Regions from separate parts of the Homo sapiens genome. Here region 1 is linked to region 2. The links are chromatin loops, found by intact Hi-C in ENCODE. Cell type or tissue: IMR-90. All regions are shown on one strand. Links, peaks and the distances in the headings refer to the core of each region. The heading gives the core; the rest is flanking DNA.

Region 1 (17,101 bases), core at 3,479-11,478, 83 kb before region 2:
CTCTTAATCTTAATTTCAACCATGACACAGATCTACTACATGTGCAATATTCACCTAGGCCGACCTCTGTGTTACCCCCATGGGATTTTGGACCAAAGAGAAGTAAGAGAAATATGAAGTTTATGCTGCCTGCTCTTCAGTGAGTAATAAATGATCCAAACCCATTTGGGCTTGCTGACTTCCTATCAGACAAATATGAAGAAGTGTGACCAACAGAAGAGGCACTGCTGCTTGGGAACCACTTCACTACTTGACAGATTAAAAAGCCATCATATGCTTACCAGACCTTCGTAAATAAGTTTGGACTAATCTCCTTTTTCCACTCTTTTGTCCTGACAATTTATTCTCCACACAGCATCCAGAGTAGACCTTAAATTCCCATGATGAATCTCTCCTACTTAGAAACAAACCTTCAGTGGCTTCTGAATGCTCTACAATAAAATCCAACTTTCTTATCATGATCTACAATGTGTATGATCTGTCTCCTGCTTTCCCCTCAGATCTTATAAGACAATTCCTAATTCAGAAAACTTTAAGTCTCAACTATCTTTCTTTTGGTTCCTCAAACTAGCTTAATGCTTTTCGGTCTTCCCTCAAATTCTATGTAGTCTGCTTTTTATTCTTTTGGCATCTGGTCAAATGGTATCTTCTTGTAAAAGCTTTCAGTTCTCACTCTGTGTAAAGCACTTGTTCTACAAGATACTTTCTATAGCATCACCCAGATAATTTATTTAAGCTTCTTTATTTATTGTTTGACTCAGTTACTATCTCTCTACTCTCTCCTGGATATAAGCTCCTTGAGTTGAACTATCTTGACTATTTTATTCATCACTCTTTCTTTGGGCCTGGCACATATTAAGTATTCAATGGAAGTTGGCTTTTATCATTGCTATTTTAAGACAAATTATTTATTTATTGGCCAGAATGTTCTGGTTCCTTTAATTGTATTCTCTTTTCAATCTTCACAACAAACTTATGAGATAGAAGTATTCTGATCTGTGTATCCATACGGTTATATGGATTCATGTGTCCATATCCATATACAACTATACCTATATCCACCGATATCCATGTATAATTTTTTTGTTATGGGAGCTGAATTCTTTCCAGGCTTATGTTAACTTATAAGTAAAGATGATATGAAGCCAGGATTAAAACCAAAAGAGTCTGTGGCCAAGGCCCATCAGTCTATTTTCAGTTGTCTCCTGAAAAATTCTATATTAGTTATTCCTATATCAATTCCTGGTAAGAAATTAAAACCAATATTTTACTGATAGAATTTTGGTAGCTAACTGTTAATACTAGGAAAAATTATGTTTTATATATATGTAATATGTGTGTGTATATATATATACACACGTATATATACGTATGTGCGAAATACTACTAAAAAATTCCAACCCTTTAAGTAATTCATAGTATTTATTATAGAAATAAAGTTGAAATCAAGAGAAATAAAAAATGTTCAGTAATTTTCTCTTGTATGCATATCCTTTTATTAGATTTCCACTCAAGGGATTATTAGAGAGACATGAAATTTTTATTAAAATTGGAAACGTGTTCAATAATATTTTTTGAGAGGGAAAATTTGCATCATGAGTGATTTATACAATTATCAACAATTATCACATACATTAATATCCTATAATAGGGATTATTAATATATTTAAAGAATTAGGTAATGATTATTGTTTTCATGGAGAATTTGGGACAATTAAATGTGAATAATAACAATGATGTTTAGCTATAAAATGCTCTTGGATGTTCTTATAGTACTTTCATCAACTTGTCAGTATCTTGAATAATCGTCTATGACAGTTTCCTCACAAATCTGTGAGTTACAAAAAATACACTTTCAACAGAAATGTATCTGATGAATATGTATTGAACCCAAACTCATTTTCCAAAGTTCATGCTAGCTGTTTATTTCATAAACAAAAGGTCAAAAGAAAATTATGTTTAGAATATGAGCAAGAAAAATCCCAAAGAAGATAACAAAATTTGAATGCCCATTAATTTAGCTACAGTCTAAACAAATATCTATGTTCATTTGAATAAATAAAGAATATTTTAGGGGTCAAAGAACAAATATGTATGGCATGGCTTTTGAAATGTCTACCAGCATTCATCCTAATCTAAAGAAAATTATTACCAACAACCCTTGGGCTTCCCCACATATTCTATTTAGTGGGTATTACCCAGCTTCTCTGAACCTCAGTGACACACACATATACTATTGGGCTAATCTCAATCAAGATGAGTTGGACTTATAACTGAAATGACGTAATGTTTCAAACAGGCTTTGTGAAATACAGCATTTCATGCAAATGTAAGGTGTTATAATCAACCTGGTTTCACCAAACTTTATCCATTCCATTTATTGTGCAACTGGAATTACAAGCAAAATATATTAAATGATTGCTCTAGACTTTAATTTTGACTCTGTTACTTGGGAAATTATGCCTCATTTTGTCACCAGTGATTAGGGTGCTGAAGACTGTATTTGAACCAAAGAGCCTCACATTGGGGTCAAATGAGTGAGTGTCTATGAAGTTCTGGGAGCAGCAACATTTCAAACAAAAAAATCTGGATGTAACTTCATTCTGGTTCTATTAACTTATCTAAGTTGAAATAAATCATTAAAGAAAAAGTCAAGCCAAGGGGAAAAGAGGCAAATAGAGCTTGGTCTGCAGAAAAACCTACAAAAAACAGAGCTGATTAAGACCACACATGGTGTTCTTGCTGGCTGTTCTGGGAGGAAGTTCTGAAATGTAAACGTTGCCATTACCAACCCCTGTGGCTGGCAGATCCTTTAAAGGGAAATGACCAATCACGATACCTTAGTTTGATAAAATTATCCATTAAAATATGAAAATAAAGCCCTAGTTTCAAGTCAGTTCTTATCAGGTGAAAAGCAATGTGAAAATAATGTTATGTCCCATACAAAAATTGTGATGCTTCACTTAACAGTTATATTTCTTATTGTAATAAATAATACATCAAATAAACATACAGAGAGAGAGACATACACATAGACACCTCTGAATTTTGTAACTATGAGTCAACCTCTAAGCCTACCCACTTGGCAAATGTCTTTTGAAGTCTGTCCAAACTGAAGACAAGTCCTGTACTTAGTGACAAACAAGGCTTCCCTGAGTGACATACTAAATTATATATGAAGAATGTAGGCAGAATAACATAACACAGCTACACATAATAATATAGAGAAGAGTAGTGATCTTTACCCCAATTTTAGGTGAAGATCTTTCCAGGAACATAACTATGTTTCAAACTTTGACCTTGAGCATTTTGATATGACTGTACTAAGTATAATAAGTTAATACAGTAAATGAATTACACACCTACATGGACTGGTACTGACCTAAAATGCTAGAAATAAAATGGTAAATAGAACTTTGGAACAGTAACTGTACTCAACCCTGAAATTGGTATTCAACTATTGAATGCTATCCTGTGTAGACTACCAAACTTACTTCACAACCGATAAGAAGATGTCAGGGACTTTTGAACAATTCTAAATGCATGTATAAGCTAAATGTTCAGCAACAACTTAAATAGTAGAGTAATGAGAAGTAATCTGTTATTGTTGGGGAGAAGTAGATTACAGAATTGTTAAATGCTTATTTACCATGAGGAATGTTGAATTTGCTCAATTTAGTCCTTGCTTAGAGCTACCCACACATCACAAAGGCATTTCTTCCTCAACAACTCAAGGCTAGTTAACTGCAGTAAGTACTTAGGATGCAATGATCCCCACTATTGCTTTTATTGGACCCATTTATATACCATTACTGCAGTGAATAATTGTTCTTTACTTCCTTTTAATTCAATTAAGAAATGTTTGCCCAGCTGTTCAAATATTTTATAAGCTGTAACTAGAATGTGGGCTCATAAATTACTTACCTTCTTTTTCAAACTAAACTAGTGATTATTTCAATAGGCTAATTCAAATATTCTGATGTGCCTAAACTACCGCCATCTCACAGATGGGAGCAGATAAAATAATGCCTAAGAAATGGCCCCTGAGCTTTGCCACAGCCTTTGAGTTCTCCCCAACTTTATATTAAAAATTTTTTCAATATTTTATATTGAAAAAAATGTGATGGGACTTCTGTCTTCTTGCAGAGATGGGCAAGATAATGATATGGGGCAGTTCTATACCTATATCTAGAGAATAATCTGGAATCACTGAGTGAGTGTGGCAGAGAATGCAGCATGCATTCTTGCATAGATACTTAATTGCATATGAAAACTACAGATCTGAGATTCAACCAGTGTGTGAAATCACAGATAAATTTAATATTTACCTGGAAAGCCCTACAACTTTTGATTAAAGATAGTCAATGATATTTTACCAGGTTCCTCTCCCTAAGCACTTGTGGAAGTCACTGAGAAAATTGAATATGTTCCAAAATGCATTCTGGCTGTCATTTGCCAGCTGAGCCAGTCTCCTGTCTGCAGTCACTTGATCTGCTCTGCTGCAGAATCTCTCAAATCTCCTGTCACCCAGGACCTGCTTTGTCAAGCTATAGCTGCCTTTCCTATATCACTTTTCCACAATTCTCATGTAATATTGCTGATTACTGCCTGCAATCCTATTATATATTTTTCTAGTTTTCCACTCTTGAATACATGACTTTCCACATCCTCTTTCTTTACCATTAACTGATAATCTTGTCTCACATTTCACTGATGGGAACACTCTCATTTCTCTCATGAATCTATAAACATCTTCATCTATACCCATCTTCTTCCTTCTTATTACAACAGAGTACATGTTATTCTATTCAAAGACCAATTGCTCCATATGTGTTCAGAATCTCATTTCTTTTTAACTGTAAATAACTTCCTTTTTTCTCTCAATCTGACTGCTACTTTTCTGAAAGTAGTCTCTCTCTTTTTTAGTACGACTGCTTTTAGGATTTTCTATTTGTCTTTTTCCCTACAGTTTAGTTGTGATGTGTCTAGGTATAGAATTTCTTATCAATCTGGATTAGCATTTTTGTTTCTGTTTTTTTCAGCTGCTTGAATTAGTGAATTATAGCTGTTCATCATTTCTAGAAAACTCTCAGCAACTATCACTTTGAATATTGCCCCATTCAAATCTATCTTCTCTCCTTTCAGGATCCTGATTGAATTTATATTATACTTTTTCATTATATCCTCTATTTCACTTCTCTGTTCCTCAGTATATGTACCGAATTTCAAAAAATACTTCTCATTTATTTTTATCCTTGTACATTTTTCAGCTCCTTCTTAATAATTCCATGTCACTTTATTTTACTGTTTCCAGCAGATATCTTCAAGACTGTCTGTTGCTTCTTTAAACATAGCACAATCGTTTCATAGTTTGAATCTGATCATTCTAATTTCTTCAGCATGTGAAGAGCTGTTTCTGCTGCTGCTGCTATTGTGCTTGCTGAGATCTAAGACATTTCTCATCTCTGAGATCTACCTACACTTGGGGCCATTTTTCTGGTTTTGTACTTTAAAAAATTTTAAAGAAATCATTTGAAGCCTACAATGTTGTAAATAAGATACTTCCCACATTTGCTTCTGGCATGTATGTGAGGTCATGATCAGTTTAGGACTACCTCCAACTAAGGCCACACATTTTCTAGGCCAGAGACTTTTTTTTTTTTAACCAGACTGTAATTTTGTGTTATCTGTTTTATACCTGGTTTGTTGTAATTTTTAAGGTACCATATTTATAAGAAGTTCTTCTCTTAAGTCTGCACAATCCATTATGATTGTCCTGAGTCACTTGTGATTTATTTAGATATGAGTTTAAGTGATCTACTTAATATTACAATACTTACTTTACATTATTAAGCCATATAAAACAGTTAATTTTAAAAAACTAAAGCCATAACTATTTTGTTTAATTCAAATAATATACAGTTCCATTAAAGAAGAGAATTCCATTGTAATACTTTAAAACTTGAACAATGAATATGCTAATACCCTAAATCCTACTGACAATGCACATCCTGGTAAATGTAGTTTATTTTTTAAAATCCATTTATAAAATCTAGATAGCCATCTGTCTGCATTTTTGGTTTTTTTAAGAATGGAAGATGATAGGCATATCACAAAAGCACTGTAACTGGAAATATTGCCTACTGTTCTGAAGCAAATACCTCCTGGGAGCTGCTGTGATCCTACTTTCAATTTTAAGTTTAAAAATCAGAGAGAAAAGTTTAGTATTGATACTAAAAAGTATTGTTCATTTAAACAATTCATATCCTTGATACAATTTAACAAGCAGTGAAAAGTAACAAGGTGTTTTATCAAGCTTTGAACTTTAGATGATGTCTTCTAAAACAGGCTCCTAGAGAGCGGATAGACAGGAGAAAGGGAAGGATGCAGTGTTTAGAAGGATGGGAACTAATCAGTGAATATGTCTGCTCCAAGAGGATGCACCAGGAATCATTGTTAAATCTGTCTATTCCCATTCGAGCCCTAATTCCAGTGTATTTCTTTAAATAAGGTGAAGATTTCAAAACAAGATTTGACCAGAACTAGGATAACTTTAAATTCATCCTTTTAACCATCTGGGCAGTAACACAAACACAGAAGAATGTCACAAGGTCTTGCTATTTATATTGTGGTTCATGGCTCATGGAACTTATTAGAAATGCATATTCTTGGGCTCTGCCCCAGATCTACTGATTCAGCATCTGATCTTTAACAAGAATTCCCAATTTAGTCATGCCCAAAATAAAGTTTTAGAAGCACTTGCCTAAGGGAATTAAATATTACCTAGTGAAGCTTGTAATATAGATATTATATTAATAAATATTATCTTAGTTTAAATAGCATAAAACATTTCCATTTGCTTAACCCTACTGGTCATTTCACTAACTGCTAAAAAGTATGAATAGAGAAATAAGATGTACAAATGCTTACAAAATGTATATCAAGGAAATTTTTATTGGTGGGTCCCTTAACCTCATAAAATAAAAAGATGTTCACAAGGCAGGCATGTGTACAAAAGTAAAGAGATAGGAGAAATAATAAATAACTATAAATACAGTCCTGTCTTGGAAAGTGTATTGTACTTTTTAAAAGTTATATAAGAATCATTTGAGCTACTAATTATGCTTCCTACTTTTTTAAAGTTATCTAAGAATCATTTGATCTGCTAATTCTGCTTCCTAGAAATTTTTCATAAGAAAAATATCCAAAATTAGACATCATAGCATTTTTTTATAATCTCAAACAATTAGAGACAAATAATCGAAGTAAAGAAGCTATAAATTGTAAGATGTCAGTAATATGGAACACAGAATTAGAAATGTAGAAACAGAAAATGTTCATCATACAATATCAAGAAAAATAATCAGACTACAAATCTTGTTATTATCCTATTGTATAAAATGTATTTATATGAATGAAGACTAGAAGGGCATTTAGAAAAAAATGCAATATCACTTGTTAGTGTCATGAAGTGGTAGTATTATTTTCCCATTTGTAATGATAAAATTTGCAAGATAGAGGACTAACTCCTGGAAAAGCAAAGACTTCTGAAAATTTGCTCTTGCATAAAAGCAATGATAACGCTGGCAAACACTGTCAAAATGAACATTTTCAGAATTCTGGAAATTAGCTAAAGTCATGCAACAATCTGAGGAGCATTTACTCTAGAAAAACAATTGAATCTTAGCATGAACCTTGAGCTTTATGGCATTTAATGTGTCTTTTATGTGCTCCTTTCCCCTGCTCTGCAGTAGCCTTGGAAACCAAAAGTCTCATAACTACAGCAGTGAAAACTAGCAGCCTAGCAAGCCCTTGCAGAGGCCAACTGGTCTGGAGTATCCCCAAGCCCCGCCCTCAAAAACCTGTCACTATTTGACCTATATGGCAGCTTGCCAAGAAGCTCCATCCTCAGGGGCTTCTTTTCATTTGACCTGAATCAGAGATCCCTCTACATGAACAGCACTCTTTTCAGGACATTAGTACAAAACACCAAGTGATAATTATTTGGAAAAGCAGGAATTGAACGTCCATAGAGGGCTATGAAAAGCTCAGATGTTGCTGGAAATTTAGAAGTCCACGCATGTACTCAGTGCTGTGCCTATGACCAAGGAAGACAGAAGACAGCCCAAATCTCTTGCCTCTGGTTGACTTTGAGGTTCTGTGCAAGTTGGAAGTGAAGACTGAGAAGGAGTTGTAAATTGCCTTCAGGAGCATTGAAAACGTACTGTTACTGGAAAGGGTTCCCCATCCAGACCCCAAGAGAGGGTTCTTGGATCTTGCGCAAAAAAGTATTCAGGGTAATTCCATAAAGTGAAAGCAAGTTTATTAAGAAAGTAAAGGAATAAAAGAATGGCTACTCCATAGGCAGAGCAGCAGCCTAAGCTGCTGCTTATTTCTTGATTATATGCTAAACAAGGGGTGAATTATTCATCAGTTTCCTGGTGGGCAATTCCCAGAACTGGCAGCTCCTCCCCACTTTAGACTATATAGGGTAACTTCCTAACATTGCCATGGCATCTGTAAACTATCATGGCACTAGTGGGAGTGTCTTTTAGCATGCTAATGCATTATAACTAGTGTATAATGAGCAGTAAGGATGACCAGAGCTCCCTCTCATCACCATCTTGGTATTGGTGGCTTTTAGCCGGCTTCTTTACTGCAACCTGTTTTATCAGCATGGTCTTTATGACCTGTATGTTGTGCCAACCTCCTATTTCATCCTGTGACTAAGAATGACTAACCTACTGGGAATGCAGCCCATCAGGTCTCAGCCTTATTTTACCCAGCTCCTATTCAAGATTGAGTTGCTCTGGTTAAAACGCCTCTGACAATACCCCAACAAACAAACAAACACACACACACACACAAATACACACACACACACACACACACACACACACACACAGCCAGCCCTTGGCAAGAGCTGAGAGATTTATTTATTCAAAGCATTCCGGGGAATCTCTGTTCAACCATTACCTGACCACAAAGCTTAACAGAGCAGAGACTTCAGTGGCTACACATAATAAAGAATACAGACTTTAAAGAATTAGTTCCAGAAATCCACCACAACAAGAAACAGCAAAAATAATAAACCTGAAGAAATATCTAAATTATACAGTTGGTGCATTATATTATTTAACTTTCTAGTTTTTAACAAAATAATTAGGAGACATGCAGAGAATCAGGAAAGTATGGCCTACACACCGGGAAAAAGCAGCCGATAGATACTGTCTCTGAGGAAGCCCTAGACATTGGACTTTCTAGATAACCTTAAACCGTTTTTTATAAATATGCTCAAACCATTTTATGTAAATATGAGGACAACTCATATAAATGCATTTTAATATTCTTTCAATTAGAGAAGAGCACAACTTATTAACAAACAAAGCACTGACATTTTAGGAGATTTTTTTAACTTAATAATATTTAATAGCTAGACATGTTAAATGAAGAAGAATATTAGAAAACAATATTCTTATTTCAGGTAATTACATGAAACTGGATGAGAGACTTGAGGCCAGGAGATTGAGGCTGCAGACCCCATCTTTTAAGAAAACAAATATCTTCCTGGTGTTGCTATAAATACATCTCTGTAACAGGTAGAGTTCACCTGTAAGTGCTACTTTGTATTTTGAAAAAGAGACTAGGGAAAACCAGGTAAGTAACAATGCTAGAGAATGATTAACTTCTAGACTAAAAAAATTATGTAGGTAAGGACATTGCTATTCACTACTGGATCCTGAATACTTTGCCCAGAAACTGTCTGGAATATGTGACAATATTTGTTATAAATGAGTACACATGCATTTAATGAATGAATGATATATCACATTATCATAATCAGGTATTCTATAAAAAACCTGAGATCAAATTGGATTTATTCAGCAACAACAAACTATGAACATTAAAACATAGATTGGGACGTCATGTAAAGCAGGCCACTCATTACGGGTAGTGACCAAACAGAATACGGATGGCCATTTGTCCAGTGTTGCTTTAGGAAGGATTCAGGTTATGAGGAAGATTCATAACTTCTTTTCCAAGATGACGAAAGAACCTTGGACTCACCAAGTCAAACCTCAAATAACAGAAAGTTATTTTCCCTAATTTACAAGGCCTTGCTCATTATTATGCAAATAAGAAGGCACACTTTACCCAGATATTAATACGGGATATTTCCAAGCCTACTACAAGAATGTTTGAAAAAAGTTAGAAATATAATGGGAGTATATAATCAATGGGAATGTTATTAGGAAATAAGAAAATAAATTTGTGTACTTTTTCTTTAAATTATCTATGGATGGATCCACAATAAGGGCTAAAATTTTAAAAAGAGCGACAATATTAAATGTTGATGAGGTCGTAGAACAATACAAACACTCACATATTGTTAGTGGGAGAGTTAAATGGCACAACTTCTTTGAAAAATGATCTGGCTTTTTTGTATAAAATTAATTTATATATGCCTTATACCCCAGGAATGAAAACATATATTTATAAAAAGAGGTTTTTTTTCTTTACATATGGGGTCTCAGTCTATTGTCTAGATCGGAGTGCCGTGGTGTGATCATACCTCACTGCAGCCTGGAACTCCAGACTTCAAGCGATCTTCCCATCCTAACCTCCCAAGTAGCTGGAATTTCTAGTGTCAGTCCTACAAAAAGCCTTGTACAGGAATGTTCATGGCATTTTTATTCATCATAGAAAAAAACTGGACACAGCCCAAGTGTCCATTATTAGAATGAATAAACAAATTGTGCTGTATCCACAATGGAATGTTACACAGCAATAAATGATTAATGTACAACAAGAATGAATCTCAAAAATATTATGCTCAGTTTTTTTTTTAAAAGCCTCACACAAAAGCCACAAACAATTCCATGTGTATAAAGAATACATGAATGATTCCATTTATGTGAAGTTCTAGAACAGGTAAAACTAAGTTATAGCAGAAAAAAAATCACAATGTTCTTTAACTCACAAAGGATGGGGAGGAAATTGATTAGAAAGAGGCATCAGAGAACTTTCTAGGGTGACGTTACTCTTAAGATTGAATATTTCGTTGTACGTAAATTATGTTACAGAAGACATTGACTAGTCTACTTTTGCTGTGCACCAGTATATCCTTGGAGCTGGGCATTCTGGGTGGTAACTTGTAGCATGGAACTAGTAGTCATATGAAGGAAAGAATGAATAAATGAATTTAGAACAGTCGATACAAACTTTATATCTCAGTTTTGACACCCAGTAACTGATGGCTTTAGATAGCTATCTTCCTTTCTTGAAGTATATCAGTTTTATAAAACAATGTGTATACAGAAACATGGAGATAGAATTGATTTCACATAGCTTTTAGCTGTTGAAGGCAAGATGGCATTTAATTAGATATTTCCTCTTGTGTATTTGAAGTTTTGTTAAAGTATATTTCATACAGTGAATAGTTACAAAAATGGAGATTTTAATTTTGGAAAGGTATAACATTTCAGTTTAATTTGCCTTTCTCCTCCCTCATCCTGAAAAACGGAACAACCATCATCATCAGCTTTGTAATTGCAGCCTCACAACGTGTGATGACTCAACACTTCTTCTCTTCACTTAGAATCTCATCTCACTTCCAACCATCCTCCTTTTAAGAACGCAACCAATCCAAAGATGCATCCTGCTTCTGACATCTTGCCCTGAGAACTCCAGAGCCAATGCATAAGCAAAACAATTTGCTCTCACTTTCCCTAATAAGCTGCTGTTTAGAAATTGTCAGTGCAGTGTTCTTCTTTGAGGCATTCCTTGTGGCACACACTGTTATCAGAAAAGAGGTCCCAGTCCGGACCACAAGAGAGAGTTCTTGGATTTCACACAAGAAAGAATTTGAGGCGAATCTGTTAGAAGTATTCAAACCAGCGCAACTCCATCTTGAATAGGGGATGGGTAAGATAAGGCTGAGACCTACTGGGCTGCATTCCCAGGAAGTTAGGCATTCTAAGTCACAGGATGAGTGAGATAGGAGGTCAGCACAAGGTATGGGTTACAAAGACCTTGCTGATAAAAGGATTGGTAAAGAAGTCCAAAACTCACCAAAACCAAGATGGTGACAAAAGTGACTTCATCCTCACTCCTCATTATATGCTCATTATAATGGATTAGCCTGCTAAAAGACACTCCCATCAGCACCATGACAGTTTACAAATGCTATGGCAACTTCAGGAAGTTATCGTATATGATCTAAAAAGGGGAGGAACCCTCAGTTCCAGGAATTGCCCACCCTTTTCCTGGAAAACTCATGAATAATCCACCCCTTGTTTACCATATAATTAAGAAATAACCATAAAAAAAGCCAAAGAGCAGCCCATGTTGCTGCTCTGCCTATGGAGTAGCAATTATTTTATTCCTTTACTTTCTTAATAATCTTGTTTTCACTTTACTGTATGGATTCGCCCCAAATTCTTTCTTGTAAGAAGTCCAAGAACCCTCTCTTTGGGTCTAGATTGGGACTCCTTTCCAGTAACAAAAGTGAAAGCAAGTTTATTAGGAAAGTAAAAGAATAAAGAATAGCTACTCCATATGCAGAGCAGCAGACTGAGCTGCTGGTTGATCATCTTTATGGTTATTTCTTGATTATATGAAACAAGGTGTGGATAATTCCTGAGTTTTCTAGGAAAGGGGTGGGCAATTCCTGGGGAACTGAAAGTTCCTCCCTTTTTTAGACCATACAGGGTAACTTCCATGAAGTTGCCATGGCATTTGTAAACTGTCGTGGCACTGGTGGAAGTGTCTTTTAGCATGCCAATGCATTATAATTAACGTATAATGAACAGTGAGGACAACCAGAAGTCACTTTTGTCACCATCTTGGTGGGTTTTGGCTGGCTTCTTTACCGCTAACTGTTTATCAGCAAGGTCTTTGTGACGTGCACCTTGTGCCCACCTCCTACCTCATCTTGTGACTAAGAACACCTTAACCTTCTGGGAATGCAGCCCGGTAAGTCTCAGCCTTACTTTACCCAACCGCTATTCAAGACGGAGTCAGTCTGGTTCAAATGCCTCTGACAGCACTGTTATTAAAACTCAGTTTGTTTATATAGTAACATATTATTTTACTGTAAAGGGCTTTCCACACATTTTATTGTGATGAAACTGGAAGAAGCTTTCCTTAAGTAAAGGAAACATTAGAAGAAACTCATCACGGGGCCGGGCGCGGTGGCTCACGCCTGGAATCCCAGCACTTTGGAAGGCGGAGGCGGGCGGATCACGAGGTCAGGAGATCGAGACCATCTTGGCTAACACGGTGACACCCCCTCTCTACTAAAAATACAATTAGCCGGGCGTGGTGGTGGGCGCCTGTAGTCCCAGCTACTCGGGAGGCTGAGGCAGGAGAATGGCGTGAACCCGGGAGGCGGAGCTTGCAGTGAGCCGAGATTGCGCCACTGCACTTCAGCCTGGGCGACAGAGTGAGATTCTGTCTCAAAATAAATAAACAAACAAACAAATAAGAAGAAACTCATCACGTAAGTAAATGATCCTTCCAAAATGTACATCATTTTGGAGTAGAGCCTAGCAGGGGATTCTCTTTTAGTAAAATAACATCTAAATTATGTTAGAAGTGAAATAGGAATCTCATAGTTCATGTAGGCCAACTGAGGCCTTCATCTGGAAAATAATTCTATAAGTCTGAGATATTTCTACATTTTAAGTACTTGAACAAAAAAAGTAATGGTAACCTGAAGGTGTGTGAAACCCAGAGTCATTTGTCTGTCTTTCCAGGTACCTCAATATTATCCATCTTACTTCCCAGTGACAGAAACTTAGCTCGCTGCAACTTAGAAGGAGAATTTTTTGAATCACAGAAGGGAATCTAGGACTCATTTATTTTAGTGGGAGGGTTAAATGGTACTTAGAAAATCCTTGTGGTTTGAAAGTGAGAGACTGTAAAGGTGAGACTCGCACCTGTGCGACCCTGACAAGTTTAGAACAGTGCTTCTCAGTTTAACGTGCATATGATCTACCTGGAGATCTTGTTAAAGTGCAGATTGTCATCCACAAGGTCTTGAATGTCACCTGAGATTTTGTATTTCAAACAAGCTCCCAAATAATGCTCATAATTTTGGTCCTTCGTCCACAATTCTCCTAGCAAAGGCCCCATGGAATATCTGCAATACCCTGAAGACCATGATGTTCAGCAGCAACAAGGAAGTGCCACAAGAAAGCATAACCATTGATCATTGACAAAATGACTTGGCTCTATCTGGATTTATGTAAGAAATCCTTTTGTAAGGATCTTTGCAAATTTTCCTTGGTAAGACCAAGATTTCTAGTACTAGCAAGTATGAAGGAGGCATGTTTAAGGTTTTTTTTCCCCATATGTATATGAAAATGTCAATTGTTTTTATCCTTTAGTGCTCAAAGTAGTTTTTACGTAAAAATATGATCCTAGTTAGAAATTTAAATTTGGTGAAGGAACAAAAGTGTTCCTGTATATTAAGTCAAGACTTCGCGAATCTTTTCAATTTAGCTTTGTCAGTCTTTTCCTGTGTGCTCCCCTAATCTCCATAGAGGCTTGAGGCTAAAGTTGTGACTAACGAAGTACTTAACAGAATGATTAAGCAGTGAAAGTCATCTGGTTTCCCTAAAGCAGAATGTAAATTCATTCCTAGTGGAAATCATGGCTTTCAATCTCAAAATACCTTGTGAATTCATAAATCAACATCTCTGGCACGTCAATATTTGAACCAATTTAGGGAGTATTTCTCATGATGACCAACCTACAACTAAGAAATAAGTTATTTTTCTTAATAACTAAGAAATATAGTTATTTAATTTTTAATGTTTAACATGGCATTTTTAATGTTTAAAACTTAAGTTTTTGTTTTCATGTTTCTGATATATTTTATAAAAAGCTCTTTAAAAATTAGTGCATCCATTTAACTATAATTTTCAATGGGGGTTCTTCAGAAAGTATGATTGAAATCAAACCTAAGTATAATAAGGAAAAATACACCCAACAGTTCAGTTCACCCTAGACCCAAAGCTAAAGCATACGTTATTCCTGAACAAAACAAGAGTTACCTTTTTAATGCAACTTCCATTTCCCTATGCTGGAGCAGAGGATTCTCATTATCATTGACTTTATCAGCTTTTCTTGAGTCACAGATGACAAACTTTCCCCTAAAATTTGCATTTCACACCCAGCATCCCTGTAGAACTCTTACACTGGTCAGCATTTGCTTTATTTCAGGAAAAAAATATGCTAGAAACCATGTAAAAAATGAACTCATTCTTCGAAATAGTATTTTTTTATTTTTATTTATTTATTTATTTATTTTTTTTTCTGAGACAGGGTCTCACTGTGTCACCCAGGCTAGAGTGCAGTGGTGTGATCAAGACTCATTGCAGCCTCAACCTCTAGGGCTCAAGCTATCCTCACACCTCAGCCTTTGGAGTAGCTGGGAACATAGGCATGTACCATCATACCTGGCTAGTTTTTAAATTTTTTACAGAGATGGGGGTCTCATTATGTTGCCCAGGCTGGTCTCAATTCCTAGGCTCAAGCGGTCCTCCTGCCTTGGCCTCCCAAAGTGCTGGGATTACAAGCATGAGCCACTGTAATTTTGTAACTCAGTCTAAGTAATTTTTTAAATTACTATGTGTTTTTCAGATAACAGTTCTGGATGATGTACAGTGAGACTAAACATTTGATTTTGTGATTTTAAATAATTCTCTCTATAGAGCTGGGTATCTCAAATCTTGCCATTTTACCATGACAATGTGATTGTTTTTGTAACTACACTTTGAAAGCATATCTGATAATGTTTACATAATATGTCATTATATGGGTGTTTTGTATTTAGATTGGACAGTTATAATATTTTTTCTATTTTTTTGCTTCCTAGCAATAAATTTTTTCTTCTTGATCCTATGGTTTCTTCAAAGAGACATTTATATGTTTTGTTTTTCTTTACTCTTCTACTCTATTACCAGTTCAGTTCTTAACAACATTATTTTACTTGCTCAAGCACTGAAATTTTCTGTTTTTAGCACTTTGTTTTAGAGTTATTAATTGTGTCTTTTAAAGCAATCTAAAGATTTCATTCTTATTCTATTCACGTATTTTAAAAGGTTAGTTAACTTTATTTTCATGCCCTTTTTTGTTTCAAGGACAGACTATATGTGATGTATTTCAAAAGATGTATGGAACTTTGCATTTTTATTCTAATTACCCTTTTTAATGATGCTTAATGTTGTCACACACAGTGAGACCATAAAACACTATACACTGAGGATGCTGCTGTTAATGACTGCTTCAAAGAGCGTAGTTTAGGGAATGTGCAGTATTGCAGATAGCAATTATTTTTTTTCTATCTCTGAGGGATTTTCAATGCAGCAGTACTCAGTGGAACTGCATCTATGATTTTGCTGAGTTTACCTCAAAGACATTTTCTGTTTTATTCATTTTTTATTTGCCAGGCAGCCTTCAAGCAAAAAATTTACATGAGAAAACCATAGTGTACTGACTTTTAATTAAAACTTCACACTCAAAATGCATTGGGATTTAATTTAAATATTTAATTGACACAATTTTTAAATAAAAAAAGAATATGAGACTAAGTTATGGCATGGCTAAGAGACACTCGATTTAAACATGACAAGTACACTGATGGTTCACTAATGGGTTTTCCTGACCTGCAGACCACTCAGTTTTTCTTGTAAATGAATAGAATTAATAGAACGAATACCTTCTTATGTATTTTGTAGTACCTAAGACTAAAGTCAACCAATATTGAAATCATTATCCCTTCATTCTCCTGTATTTTCACCTATTTGCCCAAACTTGAAGTTTTGCTTTCTCCTACTTCCTCTCTCTCCTTGTTTAAGAATAATCTAGTATCTTTCATAAAGATGGCTTAGCATAAAGCTCTGCTTACACAGGTGCAACACTAATTTGCTGAGTTAATCAGAATTTCTTTTTCCACAGCTTAACCAAGGAATTTAGAAGAACAGAAAAAGTAGTGGAGTCAAATAAATTCCAGAACACGAATAGTAGACATTGTAGAATCAGAAATAGTAGAGATTAATACCTTTCCTCTCCATCATGAGGGGCATGGCCAACA
Region 2 (17,101 bases), core at 4,670-12,669:
GATATATTATCAAATGGTGAAGTCTGTGTTTTAGTGTAAACATCACCCAAATGGTGATGTTTTCTGTATTAACATCACCCAAATTACCATTAGGTAATTTTTTCATCCCTCACCTCCCCCCATTCTCCCTTCATAACATTTTGCTAATGGAACCATTTTGTAAGGTGGTATTATATTAATTTTGTAAATATCAATAACCGTGAAATAACATCTGAATCAGTTGTTCAATAAGCACCCACTAACGTTCACAAATGCTTCATGTGACCTTTAGAGAAAAAAGCAGAGGCAAGCTAATTGCAAAATGATGAACACTTTCAATATTCAACACACTTCGAATGTAGACCGAGTTTGGCATATTTGATTTACAGGCTTCATACAAAACTACCCATATTAATAAAATATTGCCCACTGTGCAATGCAGACAGTCCTTTTATCTGTGTACCTACAATAAAAAGGTAGCACTGCCAGGCAGCTAGTTGTGTTGTTTCAGTTTCCAGATTAATAGCCAATCTACTTGGAAGTTAATTCTTCATTTACACTGGGGTGCATGTATTGTCTATTTCTGGTGGAATGGGTTTTGCTCTGATCAATAAGTGTATCAGCCTAGTTGTTCATCTTGTTGGAGAGGTCAAAACAATGACAGAGGTACATCTGTTTTTATGTCAAATAATGTCTGAGGTAATGAATCCTCTCCAAGGAACTAAACAATGTTCTTGCAATTGTCCTTCGGTCTCCCGCTATGGGCTTGATCATGATTAATCTGAAGCACTTGGGGAATTGAAAGTGTTGGCACTTCCTAAAACATTTTTAATCTAAAATTTATATTCATCTACGTGGTATTTTCAGCTCTTGAATAGTGACCCAATGCATAATATATATCTAAGATGAGGCTTATATAAATGCATTTGCATATGTGGGAAAATGTAGCAGAAATATTGTTCTAAAACGCAGCCAGCAAAAATTGCTTTCAGTTACCTACATAACAATAAAATGTATTTGCAAGAGTAAATGTTATACTTATTGTGCTAATAATTAATAAAAATGCATAATGAATACAAAATACATGTAAATGCATATTAACCTATATATTACATTAACACTTGGTGAATGAAATCCCAATATTTCCACTTAAGTGACAAAATGAGGGCCACTACAAGTTTATAGGAAAGTAAAACATGAAGAGATGTTTAGGCAAATACAAAAAGTTTCTACAAGAAAGTTATTTTGAAAGAAAAAATATGAAGGTGACATACTGATTGATGGATAGGGCAGGTTGTTTCTGGGTGGATTAAGTTATTGTATTTCATCAAGCCTATTTCCTATAACAGAATTGGATGTGATAGATAGATTCAGCCACTCTGATTTGTAGGCACTTGCTGAATTGCTACCATTCATGTTAGCTCCCACTTTGGCATTGATTGACCATGTAGTCCTGTCACTCGAAGCAAATCTCTTAAGTCTTGTAGTCATCAGTGTCTAGATTGGTAAAATATGGAAAATAACTCCTCACCAAACCACCATCCTTGGGGATGGTGCACTCTTCAGGCTATGGGACAAAGTGCAGTCTTGCAAATGGACTTGGGACTCAATTAGCAGAATAATTAGCAACAAGTGAAAGTGGACCGGCCATCAGTGTCTGTGAGGACTATAATGAGCTAACTGCAATAATCCAGAACTGTCCTTACCCCTTTCCATGACTTTGGGATTTTATGCTCTAGTAAAATCACAAAACTTTAGGCAAACATTATTTTCAATTTATTTTTCAACTTAAGACTTAAATATTAAACACTTAATACAAGCATTATTTCACAAAGTAAGGGGCGTTTCAACCTCAAAAATGGGAAGGACATCACAACTAATATATACATATATATTACCCTTATATATAATAATATATGCTAATATAATATATAATATGTATTATATATGCAAATATATTAAATATTAAATATATAATAAATAAATATATAAAAATAATACATACTTATATATATCATAATAATATATAGCTATATATATAGCATTGGTGTATATACATATATGTATAACAATGATTTTTCACTATAGTTTTCTGAATTGTCTTATTACAGAAAACTTGATCATTTACTGGACCCAGAGGATAGATAGGCATTTGCAGGGCATCATTTCAGAACACTAGCAAGGCGCTGCAGTAGAGATTCTGGTGTTGGCCAGACTGTGGGGGTCCAGGAAAACAGGCCAGAATGCAGTGTCCAAGGTCCAAAGTAGGCATCAGTGCCTCAGTTTCAAGCCTGGGGCTCGTAGACAGCCTCTGATCCTGAGAGAAGCACCCTGGCCTTAGAGAAAATAGGAGCTGGCCATGTTACTGAGGTCAGCCTCAGATTTGAAGGACAATATATTGAAGCCAAATCTGTAGGTCAAAGGTTAAATGTCTTAGTAATAATAATGTATCCCAGCTAATAAACTGGCATAAGAGGAGGAATAAAAGAGAAGCTTAACCCTGAGTCACCTTGGTTTCTCTTAAAGATTAGTAATACTCTTTAAATTACTGGAAATGGAAAGAGCCTTGATTTTCATCATGTGGCCAGAGCTGAAGCTTTATGTAGTAGTCATATTATTCCCAGCTAAGCAGACAGGGATTTTTGTGGTCAGGGCTCCTTGCAGCTCATTACATTGATGGGTGACGTGGGTGATCCACATCATGGGAAGTCTTTCTATATTCTTTTTCTTCGTTGTCTAGAAAAATGTGATGAAATATTTACAAATAATTTTGTGTAATGGTTTTAGAACTGTTTATGAATCATGAAAAGGAGTCAGAGAATCAGTAGCTCAGCTCTTAATCTTGAGGGAAAACTAGGTAGCATTATTATCATAATTCATCTGCAGACCAGTCCTCTTTCATTTGCCAACAATCACTTCTGACTTACTGGAGAGGTAATCAAGCATGAAGTTTATAAACAGTACAACAGATAGACCACAATTTTTCAGACATATCTATAGCTATAGTATTGGGTTTCATTAATGTTATATTTCATTAAGTCACATAACTAAAATTAAAATTTTTCAACATCCTCAACCATTTTTAAAATGTCCAAATTTTGCTGAAGCAGCCTTTAACTCAGGCAGTGACAAACTATAGCCCACAGGCCACATCTGGCTTACTGTCTCAGTTTGTATGACTCTCAAGCTAAGAATGCTTTTTATAAATGAACATTTGCAACCAGTTTAATGATAGGGAACACTAACTTTGAATATTATTTATGGAAAATATCATGCCTCCAAAAACAAATTTAAGTCTTTTCATTAGTTGACCAATATTACAAAAAATCATACTGAAATATTGTATTTTTAATTTTGTCAATAAAAATTGTGAAAATGTTTTCTTTCATCATATGAAAAACTATATAATATCCTCAAGTTTTCCTTTTGTCCACAAAGCCTGAAACCGTTGCCATCTGGATTTACAGAAAAACTTAACCCCTGTTATAAATCATCAAAGAAAGTTTATCTTCTGCTCATTATATATTTAGATACAGGATAATTTATTTTTAGTCTTTAAAATAATATTTGGTATATATGGAAAATTTGATTAATCAATATTTCTATACATAAGAACATCAATGATAAAGGCACTTGAATTTGATGGATTCTGTCCCACCTAATAAGTAGAAACACATCTACATTGATGAAAAAAATTTTATGTCAAAATCTAAAATAAATTAACATAAGAAAACTCAGCAAAATAAAGTAAATTCTGGATACTGTGCTAAATATATTTGTTGGTATTTTAAATAATATAAAATGATTAAAAATGAGATAATGCATAAGGATTATAGAGTGAGAAGATGAAATATATCACATCAAAATGAAAATATATTATATTTAAAAAGAAAAAATTTATAAATGCTCTCAAAAGAATAAAAATAAATAAAAGCAATAAGATCCATAGAAAAGAAAAGCTTTTTGTCAAAATATGATGCATAATTTTTTTAATTTATCCACTAATAGGTGCACTAATCCATTAATAGATATAAAGTGATGTAAAATGTTACAAAACAGCCAATAGATCAAAATTATTAAAGGTACCTTGCCAAGAATTAAAGATGAAAAAAATAATGCTTCTTGTCTTTTAAGTACTATGTATCTATGCTGCATATCTCATTTCTAAAAAGAATTTAGTGACATGAAGAAAAATATTGAGTGACATGAGGATAATCATATTGAGAACCCAATGACTAAAACTAACTCTAGTAATTAAAATATATATACAAACATATATATATACAAACACTCTTCCCAAAGGCAAGACCAAATCAAGACCACAAACCTATCTTTGAGCTAGAATTACAAAATTATATATCAAATAAAAGGACTGTGCCCTGTTATTTCTTTCTTTTAAATAAGTGGCTATATGCTCATTGCACATTATAAGTAAACTATTAAGATGGGAATATATAAATAAAATTTGATGTTCTTATTAATTAAAATTTTAAAGATGCCAAGATAGACAAATGTCACCTACTTTATATTATTTTGCCTAGTTATACTGATATTTCATTCCCCTTCCTGGTCTAAGAAACTGCAGGGATAAGATGGTTAAGTGCATTAAGAGGGTTAAAGCCAATGACAGGCTCACTGCCAGTAGGTGGCAAAGCCTAGATTCTAATTTAGCCTTGCTTGAAATTGTAGGGCTAGAAGGTGAACTATTCATCATCGTTCCTTGTTTTGAAGTTGAAGAACCTAATATATAAGAAGCAGTAATTTTTCCAAGATTGCCTATATTATAATTTGGTCATGCTCTGATAAATAATCCTAAAATGTAGAAATATACATATGGTATACCTAGAAATTTTCATATTAAACTTTTATTCTAATGTGTATCTTCACATAATTTTTCTATGCCAGTATGATTAATTAGTGAGTTAATAACATTAATCTCATTTCAATAGAGAATAATATTTTAATGTCATAAGAAATTTATTTCAGTATTGCTACTGGACCATTACCTGATAAGAGTTGTCCAAAACCAGACATAGAGTTCTCCTTCCTAAGCTTTTTCTTTCATATTTAACAATCCTTGTAAGCTTTTTAAACCATATCCAAAAATTCAACTATGAACTTTATAAAAGGTTGGTAACTTTAATATTTCTCCCTCACTCATTCCTGTCAATTCTCTACAGAGGTCAAACACGTATATATGCTTTTTTAATAAAAACGTCCTTTTGAATTCTTTAACAGTAAAACTCAACATATCCTAAATGAAACCCATTTTTCAACCACTAATACCTGTACCCCAAACCTGTCTATCTGCTTGTAGCTACAACCACTGATTTAGGCTGTTTTCTGCTGCTATAAAAGACTACCTGAGACTGGAGTAATTTAGAGGTTTATTTGGCACATGATTCTGGAGGCTGAGAAGTCTAAAAGCATGTTACTGACATCTGTCAATGGCCTTCGTGCTGATTTACTCCATGGCAGAAGGTCAAGAAAGCTTGTGTGAAGACAGCTTGCTTTTATAACAAACCACTCTGGCAATAGCTAACCCATTCTCACAAAAATTAATCCACTCCTGCCATAAGAGCATTAATCCATTAATGAGGGCACAGCCCTCATGATCTATCACCACTTAAAGGTCCCACTTGTTAATAGCATCACAATGGAAGTTAAAATTCAACAAGAGTTTTGGAGGGGACATGGAAACCAAAGCATTCCATCCCTGGCCCCCTAAAACTCATGTCCTTCTCACACGCAAAATACATTCATTCTATCCCAATAGCCTCCAAAGTCTTAATTTATTCCAGCATCAACTCAATAGTTCAAAGTCCAGTGTCTCATCTGAATCAGACATGGGTGAGACTCAAGGCACAATTCATCATGATGCAAACTCACTCTGACTATGAGCATATGAACTCAAAACAAGTTATCTACCTCTAGAATACAATGGTGATACAGATATAGGATAGACATTCCTATTCCAAAAGGAAAAAATGGGTAACAATAAAGGGGTTACTTTTCCCAAGTAAGTCCAAAATTCAACAGGGTAAAAACAGTAAGTCTTAAAATGCTAGAATAACCTCCTTTGACTCCATGTCTCAGATCCTGGGCACACTGGTGTGGGGGTTGGACTCCCAAGGCCTCAGGCAGCCCCATCCCTATAGCTTTGCAAGGTGCAGGTCATGTGGCTGCTCTCATGGGTGGGAGGTGGGTGCCTGAAGCTTTCCAACGCTGGTAGATCTACAGTTCTGGGGTATCGATCATGATCCCACTTCCCATGCAATATCTCAATCACAGTCCCAGTTCTCATGCACTACCCTAGTAGGGACTCACTGCAGTGCCTCCACCCCTGCAACAAGTGTCTGCCTGGGTCCCCAGGCTGTTGGATACATTCTTTGAAGTCTAGGTGGAGATCACTATGCCTCCAGAGTGCTTGCATTCTGTAAGCCTGCAGAATTAGCACCATGTGGATGCTGCCAAGCTTAAGGCTGTTCCATAGCAGTATCCCAAGCTACTCCGGGCCTGCTTGAGCCACAGTTGGGGTGGCTGAGGAGCACTGCACCAGAATGCAGGGAACAGAGTTCAGAGGCAGCTCTAGGCAGCAAGATTTTGGAAGGTGCTCCAGGTCCTTCCCCAGAAACCATTCTGCCCTCCTAGAGCTCTGGGCTTATGATGGGAGGGGCAGCCATGAAGATCTCAAATTTTAGATTTTCCCCCATTTTCCTGATAAAGAGCATCTGGTTCTCTTCTATTGGTACTAATCTCTCCTAAAGATGCCTTTTCACTCCTTACATGACCAAGATGCAATGTTTTTAAATCTTTTTCCTCTGCTTCCCTTCCAATTATAAATTTTATCTTTAAATCATTCCTTTCTCCTCTGATCTTACTGTAAGTAGCCAAAAATAGCCACATGATTCCCTCATTATTTTGTTCTGAAAATTCCTCTGCCAGATATCCTAGTTCATCATCCTTAAATTCCACCTTATATTAAGCCCCTGAGCATGGACACAATGCAACCAAGTTCTTTGCCACAATTTAGCAAGGATAATCTTTACTCCAGTTTTCAATTTCTTGTTCTTCAATTCTGTCTGAGACCTCATCAGAATAGACTTCACTGCCAGTATTTCTATCAGCATTCTGATTGCTTCCTCTTAGATAATAACTAAGAAGCTCCAGACTTTCCTTACAGCTTTTTTATGAGCTTTCACTAGAATTGCCCTTAATGCTCTGTTTATTGCAAGCTGTCCTTTCTCTAGCCTTCTCCTCAAAGTTCTTGCAGCCTGCACCCCTTATCTAGTTTTAAAGTCATTTTCATGTTTTCAGATAAAATTTTTTTTTTTTGAGAAGGAGTCTTGCTCCGTCACCAGGCTGGAGTGCAGTGGCGTAATCTTGGCTCACTGCAACCTCTGCCTCCCGGGTTCAAGTGATTCTCCTGCCTCAGCCTCCTGAGTAGCTGGGACTACAGGTACAAGCCACCACACCCAGCTAATTTTTGTATTTTTAGTAGAGACGGAGTTTCACCATGTTGGCCAGGATGGTCTCAATCTCTTGACCTCATGATCTGCCCCCCTCAGCCTCCCAAAGTTCTGGGATTACAAGTATGAGCCACCGCGCCCAGCCAGATAATTGTTATAGCCAGCACCACACTTCTTAGTATCAATTTTCTTAGTCGGTTTTCTGTTGCTGTAACAGAATACTTGAGATTAGGTATTTTAATTTTTATTTTTTAAAAGGGGTTTATTTGGTTTGTGATTCTATGGGGGTGGGAAGCCCAGGAGCATAGCACCATCATCTGGTAAGGGCCTCCTTGCTGCATCATTCCATGGCAGAAGGGCAAGAGAGCTCCTGTGAGAGAATGCTCACTTTCATAACAATCCACTCAGGCAATAACTAATCCACTCCTGAGATAACAGCACTGGCGGAGGCTTCATAATCTAATCACCTTCTCAAACTCCCATCTCTTAATATTGTCACAATGGCAATTAAATTTCAACATGAGTTTTAGAGGGGGACATTCAAGCCATAGCAACCACCATCCCATGACGTACCCAAATCTGAAGCCAGTAGTCAGTTTAGATATTGACTTCTCCATCATATTTCATCTTCATTCAATCATTGTACTTCTAAACTATTTTTCTTTATCATCCCAAATCTTTATCCTCATGAAAAGCATTTTATTTTAGAGCTTCAACATTTTAAAAAATCTGTTGCAATAGCCTCCTATCACCCTAATTTTGGACTCTTTACACTGGAATTTCTTCTCCACACCACTTTCAGAATAAACACACACACACACACACACACACACACACACACATATACACAATCTGACTTAGGACACTTGACACTTGTCTATTTAAAACTCTTTAATATAGCTCAGTATCTGCAGAATAAAGTTTAGATTTCTAAGCATGGTAACAAGCTCTCCATGATCTGCCTTCCTTCCTTCTATAATCATTACCTTTTCCTTACCACATATTCTAATCTTTAGGTACCTTGTTCTTTATACATTAATTTAGTTATGTTACCTTTTGCTACTGTCTTTTTTTAACTTAGAATTCCTTTATATCTTCTTCTCTCTTTACTTGCTCTTTACATCTAGATGTTCTCCATGAAGCATTTCTGGATCTGTCTGTCCCGTCTCCATGTAAAGTTAATTACCGCTTCTTTTACACTTTCATAACACTTGATAGAATGTGCAGAGTGTTTTATTACAAATTTTATTTTTCTGAATCCCTACTAAATTGTGCATAGCTAGATGTCAAAGGCTGAGCAATGCTCATCTTTTTATCCTCAACACCTAAGACAAAGCTTATTACTTAGTAGTGGCTCAAATATATTGCAAAACTAATACATAAGAATGAATAAGAATGGATGAAAACAATCTCACTTGTTTGCCAAAAAAAAAAATCATGTCCTAACTTCTAATCATAGCATCAAATTCTTTCACCATATAACCTAAACCTACTCTAGAGAAGAATTGTGTCTCCTTTGACAAAATGCCCTACTAAACTCATGCTATGAACAAACCATGTAAACAATATATCTATATTGAGTGCAATATATGTCTCTAATTAACTTATGTTTAGAAACTTCAACAATGAATATGATATGTGTATTATGTAAGAAAGAATATTTTGCATTTGTAAACACTTCTACTATTATAGTACTCTTCTGTATAAATTAATTTGATATGTTTTAAAAGCTTTGTATTTGGCAAAACTATATTATCTCTATCTTGTAAAAAATGAAACTGAGCTTCATTAAATTGCCAAAATAATTATTCAAGGTCACAAAGTAAGAGATGAACCGGGATGCCACATATGAATTCTGTTTCCCAATGCAATCATATGCAGAAAAACAAAAAGGGGAAAATACATAACAACGTAATCTGTATTTTGCCACCTCCTATTTATAAATGTATATGAAGAAATATGAAAATAGATTCATTTCTAGTTGTGTGTTTAGCTACTGGAAAGTTCCAGCACTGAAAAGTTGAAGGAGATGACAAAGGTAATTACATTGCTTGTATACAGTCCTTTCATTTTAAATTCTTCTTGAACTTAGCGCTACTGAAATTTTTCCATTGAGCAACCTCTTGTGACTGTTTACCCCCTTAGCTGTCAAGATTATATCCTAATATAAGGGAGAAATTTTGTATCTTAAAATAAATTTTCTCTAAGAATAAGCACAGTGAAATGCAGCCATCAAGTTCACTCTGTCCCGAGGAGTCCTCAATGAATATGTATCTCCCTGACATCCTAGCAGAGCAAGGGTTGAGGTCTTTTCTGGCAAACTGACAGTTGCTCAACTGAGGACAGGAAGGGGAAAAGGAGTAGCTGAATCTCTGATTGATATCTTTTAAGCAGACAGTGTTCTTCTACTGAGTTTAACCTCTTCAAGAGAAGATACTTCCTAAAGTATCAGGGCCTTTCTTTCACAATATCTATGTGTTAAAGAAAATACCTAAAATGACAGGCATTTTTCTATTTTATTTAAAAGCCATGGCATTTGAATTTGCAGATGATGGCTAGAACATTTGTACTTTTCAATAAAAACAGTTTTAAAATATTCTAGCCAGCATAGAGTTTAGGTAGAACAGATATACAATTTTTTACCTAAACCTCAGTAACCTAGAAATGGCTCCTACTCAATGATGGAAGAATCAAACCCATTCTCTTAGAATTTATCAATATTAATTCAATCCATTTATTCTTGAAAGAAAATTATTCATCTTCTGTGTGTCAATCATTATAATAGGCACAAATATCATATCCAGGCCAAAATGAGTAATGTGAGGGAGAACTTTCTGAAAGATCCAGTGTTTTTGCACATCTCTAAAAGAGAAGACAAAAAATTGGTTCAAGCAGAAGAACTAGTATGTGACTAAAGGCAAGAGAATAATTGGTACCTGTGTAAATAACTATAAAAAGTTTGGTAATACCAGAACTAAGTGACAATCAGCAGAGATGGAGAAAAGGAAGCTGATTGTAAAGAGGTGGAACCAATAGGATTCAGTGATTATGTGTTGGCAGTAAATCAGAGACATATGATGTTTAGCTTTCTGACTTGGGTGACTGGCTGAATAATGGTGCTATTTCGTGCATGGAAAAACACAGTGGGTGGAGGTTCAGGAGAAAGAGGAAACATGACTGGGGAATAAGGAACTAAGAACTATCTATGAAATACTGAGTGGAGATATCAAAAAAAGGCAGTAAGCATATATATTCAGAGAAATGTTGGGACACTGCCTAGTAAAGCAGTGAGAAGAGGGCCACCATCCTCCAGACCCCAGAATGGTAGATCCACTGACAGCTTGCACTGTGTGTCTGGAAAAGCCACAGGCACTCAACAACCAGCCATTGAAAACAGCTGTGGGGGCCTGACCCTGAGGAGCCACAGGGGCGGAGCTGCCCAAGGCCTTGGGAACCCACCCCTTGCATCAGTGTGGCCTGGATGTGAGACATGGAGTCAAAGGAGATTATTTAGGAGCTTTAAAATTTGACTGCCCTGCTGGATTTCAGACTTGCATAGGGCCTGAAGCCCCTTTGTTTTGGAGGATTTGTCCCTTTTGGAATGGGAGTATTTGGGCAATGCTTATACTGCCATTATATCTTGGTGTAACTAATTTGTTTTTGATTTTACAGGTTCATAGGTGGAAGGGACTTGCCTTAGCTAGTATGAGACTTTGGACTTGGAATTTTGAGTTAATGCTGCAATGAGTTAAGACTTTGGGGGACTGTTGGGAAAGCATAATTATGTTTTGAAATGCGAGGAGAACATGAGATTTGGGAGGGGCCAGGGGTGAAATGATATGGTTTGGCTGTGTGTCCCCATCCAAATCTCATCTCAAGTTGTGACCCTCAGTGTTGGAGGAGGGGCCCGGTGGGAGGTGATTAGCTCATGGGGATGGACTTCCCCCTCTCTTGATAGTGAGTGAGTTCTCATGAGATCTGGTGGTTTACAAGTGCGTGGCACTTCCCCTTTTGCTCTCTCTTCCTCCTGCTCCAGCAATGAAGGACCTGCTGGCTTCCACTTTGTCTTCTACCATGATTGCCAGTTTCCTGAGGGTCCCCCCACCAGCCATGCTTCCTGTACAGGCTGTGGAACTGTGAGCCAATTAAACCTTTTTTCTTTATGAATTACCCAGTCTCCAGTAATTTTCTTTGTAAATTTCCCAGTGTATTTATAGCAATGGAAGAACGGGCTAATACAAAATTCTGCTTTTCAATATATTTTTTAATTTGCTTTTTTTTCAAACATTTGCTATAAATATATGTTCTTAGCTTAAAAAGTCTAAATTTTTATGCCAAACAGTAGTGTCCTGTCTCACCTCTACCTGTTTTCTGGTTTCATTCTCAGAAACAAATTCCTCTAACTCTGAAGCTTCTTCTCTTAGTCATGTTCATATCCTTAAGAGCACACTATAACCATTTTTTTCTTTTTTTTTTTTTTGCTTTTTCCAGGTTTAGGTCTTATTATTTACTTCCTATTATGGAAGGTGAGATTGACCTCTTTCGCATTTTCCCAAACCCTCTTCTAAATAGAGTTACATCACAATTTTAATTGGAAAAATAACCAGGGTTTTTATTACTATAGCTATGTAAATACTATTTACAGATAAGCCATATCATAGCTATGCTTGTATTTCCTTTCTTGTACAACTCTTTGTTCTCTATGGAGTAAATTAGTGCCAAATTTTTAATTTGCTAAGTTTCCTATATATCTATCTCTAATTCCTCTTTAACTATCTGCCAGAAGAGTAAATATTTTCTCGATATTTTCACACTTCAGATAAATCTGAAAGTTTTTGTTTTTCTTGTTGCTATCACTGTGGGAATCCTCCATCTTCCTGCTTCAACTCGGACTGCTGTTCTCTGGCCTGCCTGCTGCAGCTGTCATCCTGGGAATTTCACTAAAGCTTCATTTCAGGGAATTATGCTTCTTTACTACCCCTTTTTCTTATACCCCTGTTATGGACTGAATTGTGCTCCCCCAAAATTCATATTTTGAAACCCTAATTGCCAGTACCTCAGAATGTGACCAAATTTAAAGAATGGGCCTTTAAAGAGGTAATTAAATTAAAATGAAGTCATTAATGTATGCCCAAATCCAATCTGACTAGGGTCCTTCTAAGAAGAGGAGATTAAGACACACAGAGAGAAACCAGGGGCAGTATGCAAAGAAGGACCACCTCATGAAGACATAGCAAGTGCGCAGCCATCCGTAACCCAAGGAGCAAGGCCTCAGAGGAAACCAACTCTGCCCACACCTTGACCTTGGACTTCTAGGCTCTGGCATATAAAAAATATATTCCTTACAAGTCATTCTATTATAAAGATATATGCATGCATATGTTCATTGCAGCACTATTCACAATAGCAAAGATATGGAATCAACCCAAATGCCCATCAATGTTAGACTGGATAAAGAAAATATGGTACATACACACCATGGAATACTATCCAGCCATAAAAAGGAATGAAATCATGTCCTTTGCAGGGACGTGGATGGAGCTTAAAGCCATTATCTTCAGCAAACTAACGCAGGAACAGAAAACCAAACACCGCATTATCTCACTTGTAAGTGGTAGCTGAACGATGAGAACACATGGACACAGGGAGGGGAACACAAAGACACACTGGGGCATGTAGGTGGGGAGTGGGGGGAAGGGGAGCATCAGGATACGTAGTTAATGCATCCATGACTTAATACCTAGGTGATGGGTTGATAGGTGCAGCAAACCACCATGACACACGTTTACCCATGTAACAAACCTGTATGTCCTGCACAGGTATTCCAGAACTTAGAAGTTTAAAACTTTTCTCTTAAAAAAAAAGACAAATTTTTAAAATTTAACAAAAAAGAAAAGCAAATATATTCCTGTAGTTTAAGCCACCCAATCTGTCATAGATTTTTAGGGCAGCCCCAGAAAATGAATATGACTCCGTTTATTGTTCTTGCTTCCCTGCCTCCCCACCTCACCATTTTTTTGGCAGAGCATATTCTCCAGATGTTTTCTGAAAAAGAGGAATTAAAGAATATTTGGGAGGGGTTGAATATCTGAAAATACCTTTATGGAAAATTGTCTGGATATAGAATTCTAGGGGGATATTTCCTATCATCCTGCCTATCCTCTCTCCTACTATGTTTTACACTGTATAGCCATTATTTCAGTAGTCACCCACAGACATAACTTACATTTGAGGATAATCACTACCATTTCCCTTTCCATATGGTACTTTAACCACACTCCTTTTAAACTTATGTTATTGTCATCACATAATTGTATCCTTTTAATTCATTAGGACATTATTTTATTATTGTATACTGTCTATGTGTTCAAATCACCAGCATATTTCCTGTACCTTCTTTTTCATTTCTTCTTCATGCCAAAACCTTTTATGAAACGGGGCCGTTTATCTTCTGCCTATAGACAATGCTTGAAGCTTAAGATTCATCAAGTCTGCAAATTTATATATTTTATGAAATGGGAGGAAATTTTGGTCATTATTTTTTCAATTTTTTTCCTACTTTATCTTCTTTCCCTTGTCCTCTGGGACTCCAGTCCCAGGTATTGTTCTGCAGGTCCCTGAGGTTCTGTTCTTTTAAAATATTTTTTCCTTGGCTACTCCTAATTTCTATTGATCTGTCTTCAAGTTAACTGATCCTTTACTTTGGTCATCTCCAGTCTGTCATTAACTTATCCGGTGAGTTTTAAATTTCAGATACTGTGTTTTCAATGCTGGAATTTCTTTTTGTTTGTTTTACAGAAATTATATATATGTTTTTTTTGTGTGTGTGTTTTGTATTTTTTTGGGACAGAGTCCCAAAAAAATCTGTCTGTCTGTCACCCAGGCTGTAGTGCAGTGGCATGATCTTGGCTCACTGCAACCTCCACCTCCTGGCTTCAAGTGATTCTTGTGCCTAAGCCTCTTGAGTAGCTGGGACTGCAGGTGCTCACCACCATGCCAGGCTAATTTTTTCTGTATTTTTAGTAGAGATGGGATTTCGCCATGTTGGCCAGGCTGGTCTTGAACTCCTGACCTCAGGTGATCTGCCCGCCTCGGCCTCTAAGTGTTAGGATTACAGGCATGAGCCACCTCACCCAGCCTCATTATTTATAATAGTGATATAGTAAATAAAATTTCTTTAAATCAAACAAAAAGAAATTCCAGCATATATATATATATATATATATATATATATATATATATATATATATATATAAAAAACAAAAATATAAGAGACAATTTAAATATTAGCAAATATATTAGTGCTAGAATGTTTTGGTTTAATTTGTAGTTTCTTTTTTTATTTTAATTATTATTATACTTTAAGTTTTAGGGTACATGTGCACAATGTGCAGGTTAGTTACATATGTATACATGTGCCATGCTGGTGTGCTGCACCCATTAACTCGTCATTTAGCATTAGGTATATCTCCTAATGCTATCCCTCCCCCCTCCCCCCACCCCACAACAGTCCCCAGAGTGTGATGTTCCCCTTCCTGTGTCCATGTGTTCTCATTGTTCAATTCCCACCTATGAGTGAGAATATACGGTGTTTGATTTTTTGTTCTTGCGATAGTTTACTGAGAATGATGATTTCCAATTTCATCCATGTCCCTACAAAGGACATGAACTCATTCATTTTTTATGGCTGCATAGTATTCTGTGGTGTATATGTGCCACATTTTCTTAATCCAGTCTATCATTGTTGGACATTTGGGTTGGTTCCAAGTCTTTGCTATTGTGAATAGTCCCGCAATAAACATACGTGTGCATGTGTCTTTATAGCAGCATGATTTATAGTCCTTTGGGTATATACCCAGTAATGGGATGGCTGGGTCAAATGGTATTTCTAGTTCTAGATCCCTGAGGAATCGCCACACTGACTTCCACAATGGTTGAACTAGTTTACAGTCCCACCAACAGTGTAAAAGTGTTCCTATTTCTCCACATCCTCTCCAGCACCTGTTGTTTCCTGACTTTTTAATGATTGCCATTCTAACTGGTGTGAGATGGTATCTCATTGTGGTTTTGATTTGCATTTCTCTGATGGCCAGTGATGGTGAGCATTTTTTCATGTTTTTTGGCTGCATAAATGCCTTCTTTTGAGAAGTGTCTGTTCATATCCTTCACCCACTTTTTGATGGGGTTGTTTGTTTTTTTCTTGTAAATTTGTTTGAGTTCATTGTAGATTCTGGATATTAGCCCTTTGTCAGATGACTAGGTTGCAAAAATTTTCTCCCATTTTGTAGGTTGCCTGTTCACTCTGATGGTAGTTTCTTTTGCTGTGCAGAAGCTCTTTAGTTTCATTAGATCCCATTTGTCAATTTTGGCTTTTGTTGCCATTGCTTTTGGTGTTTTAGACATGAAGTCTTTGCCCATACCTATGTCCTGAATGGTAATGCCTAGGTTTTCTTCTAGGGTTTTTATGGTTTTAGGTCTAACGTTTAAGTCTTTAGTCCATCTTGAATTAATGTTTGTATAAGGTGTAAGGAAGGGATCCAGTTTCAGCTTTCTAGATATGGCTAGCCAGTTTTCCCAGCACCATTTATTAAATAGGAAATCCTTTCCCCATTGCTTGTTTTTCTCAGGTTTGTCAAAGATCAGATAGTTGTAGATATGCGGCGTTATTTCTGAAGGCTCTGTTCTGTTCCATTGATCTATATCTCTGTTTTGGTACCAGTACCATGCTGTTTTGATTACTGTAGCCTTGCAGTATAGTTTGAAGTCAGGTAGCGTGATGCCTCCAGCTTTGTTCTTTTGGCTTAGGATTGACTTGGCAATGCGGGCTCTTTTTTGGTTCCATATGAACTTTAAAGTAGTTTTTTCCAATTCTGTGAAGAAAGTCATTGGTAGCTTGATGGGGATGGCATTGAATCTATAAATTACCTTGGGCAGTATGGCCATTTTCACGATATTGATTCTTCCTACCCATGAGCATGGAATGTTCTTCCATTTCTTTGTATCCTCTTTTATTTCATTGAGCAGTGGTTTGTAGTTCTCCTTGAAGAGGTCCTTCACGTTCCTTGTAAGTTGGATTCCTAGGTATTTTATTCCCTTTGAAGCAATTGTTAATGGGAGTTCCCTCATGATTTGGCTCTCTGTTTGTCTGTTGTTGGTGTATAAGAATGCTTGTGATTTTTGTACATTGATTTTGTATCCCAAGACTTTGCTGAAGTTGCTTATCAGCTTAAGGAGATTTTGGGCTGAGACAATGGGGTTTTCTAGGTATACAACCATGCCATTTGCAGACAGGGACAATTAGACTTCCTCTTTTCCTAATTGAATCCCCTTTATTTCCTTCTCCTGCCAAATTGCCCTGGCCAGAACTTCCAACACTATGTTGAATAGGAGTGGTGAGAGAGGGCATCCCTGTCTTGTGCCAGTTTTCAAAGGGAATGCTTCCAGTTTTTGCCCATTCAGTATGATATTGGCTGTGGGTTTGTCATAGATAGCTCTTATTATTTTGAGATATGTCCCATCAATACCTAATTTATGGAGAGTTTTTAGCATGAAGAGTTGTTGAATTTTGTCAAAGGCCTTTTCTGCATCTATTGAGATAATCATGTGGTTTTTGGCTTTGGTTCTGTTTATTACTCTGCTGAGATGTATTCATT

What was found. Peaks named below come from ENCODE experiments on the same cell type or tissue, not always from the same donor. Only the 100,000 strongest peaks of a DNase experiment are listed, where the experiment ranks them.
Region 1: a loop joins it to region 2, with 2.2 times the contacts of the local background. A loop is called at or near these places in 2 of 110 quality-filtered maps.

What each region holds. Positions count from the first base shown.
Region 1 is chr7:82,691,697-82,708,797 of GRCh38, reverse strand. It overlaps LOC105375376 (a long non-coding RNA gene), which reads left to right and starts at 13,464. Exons shown (of 3, transcript XR_927714.2): 1 at 13,464-13,501; 2 at 14,125-14,248; 3 at 16,966-17,101. In IMR-90, for the core only: no CTCF peak of the experiment used is centred there; a DNase peak (open chromatin) is centred at 6,647.
Region 2 is chr7:82,610,027-82,627,127 of GRCh38, reverse strand. No RefSeq gene overlaps it. Among named protein-coding and RNA genes, the nearest start is that of CACNA2D1, 170 kb to the right of the region's middle. In IMR-90, for the core only: no CTCF peak of the experiment used is centred there; no DNase peak of the experiment used is centred there.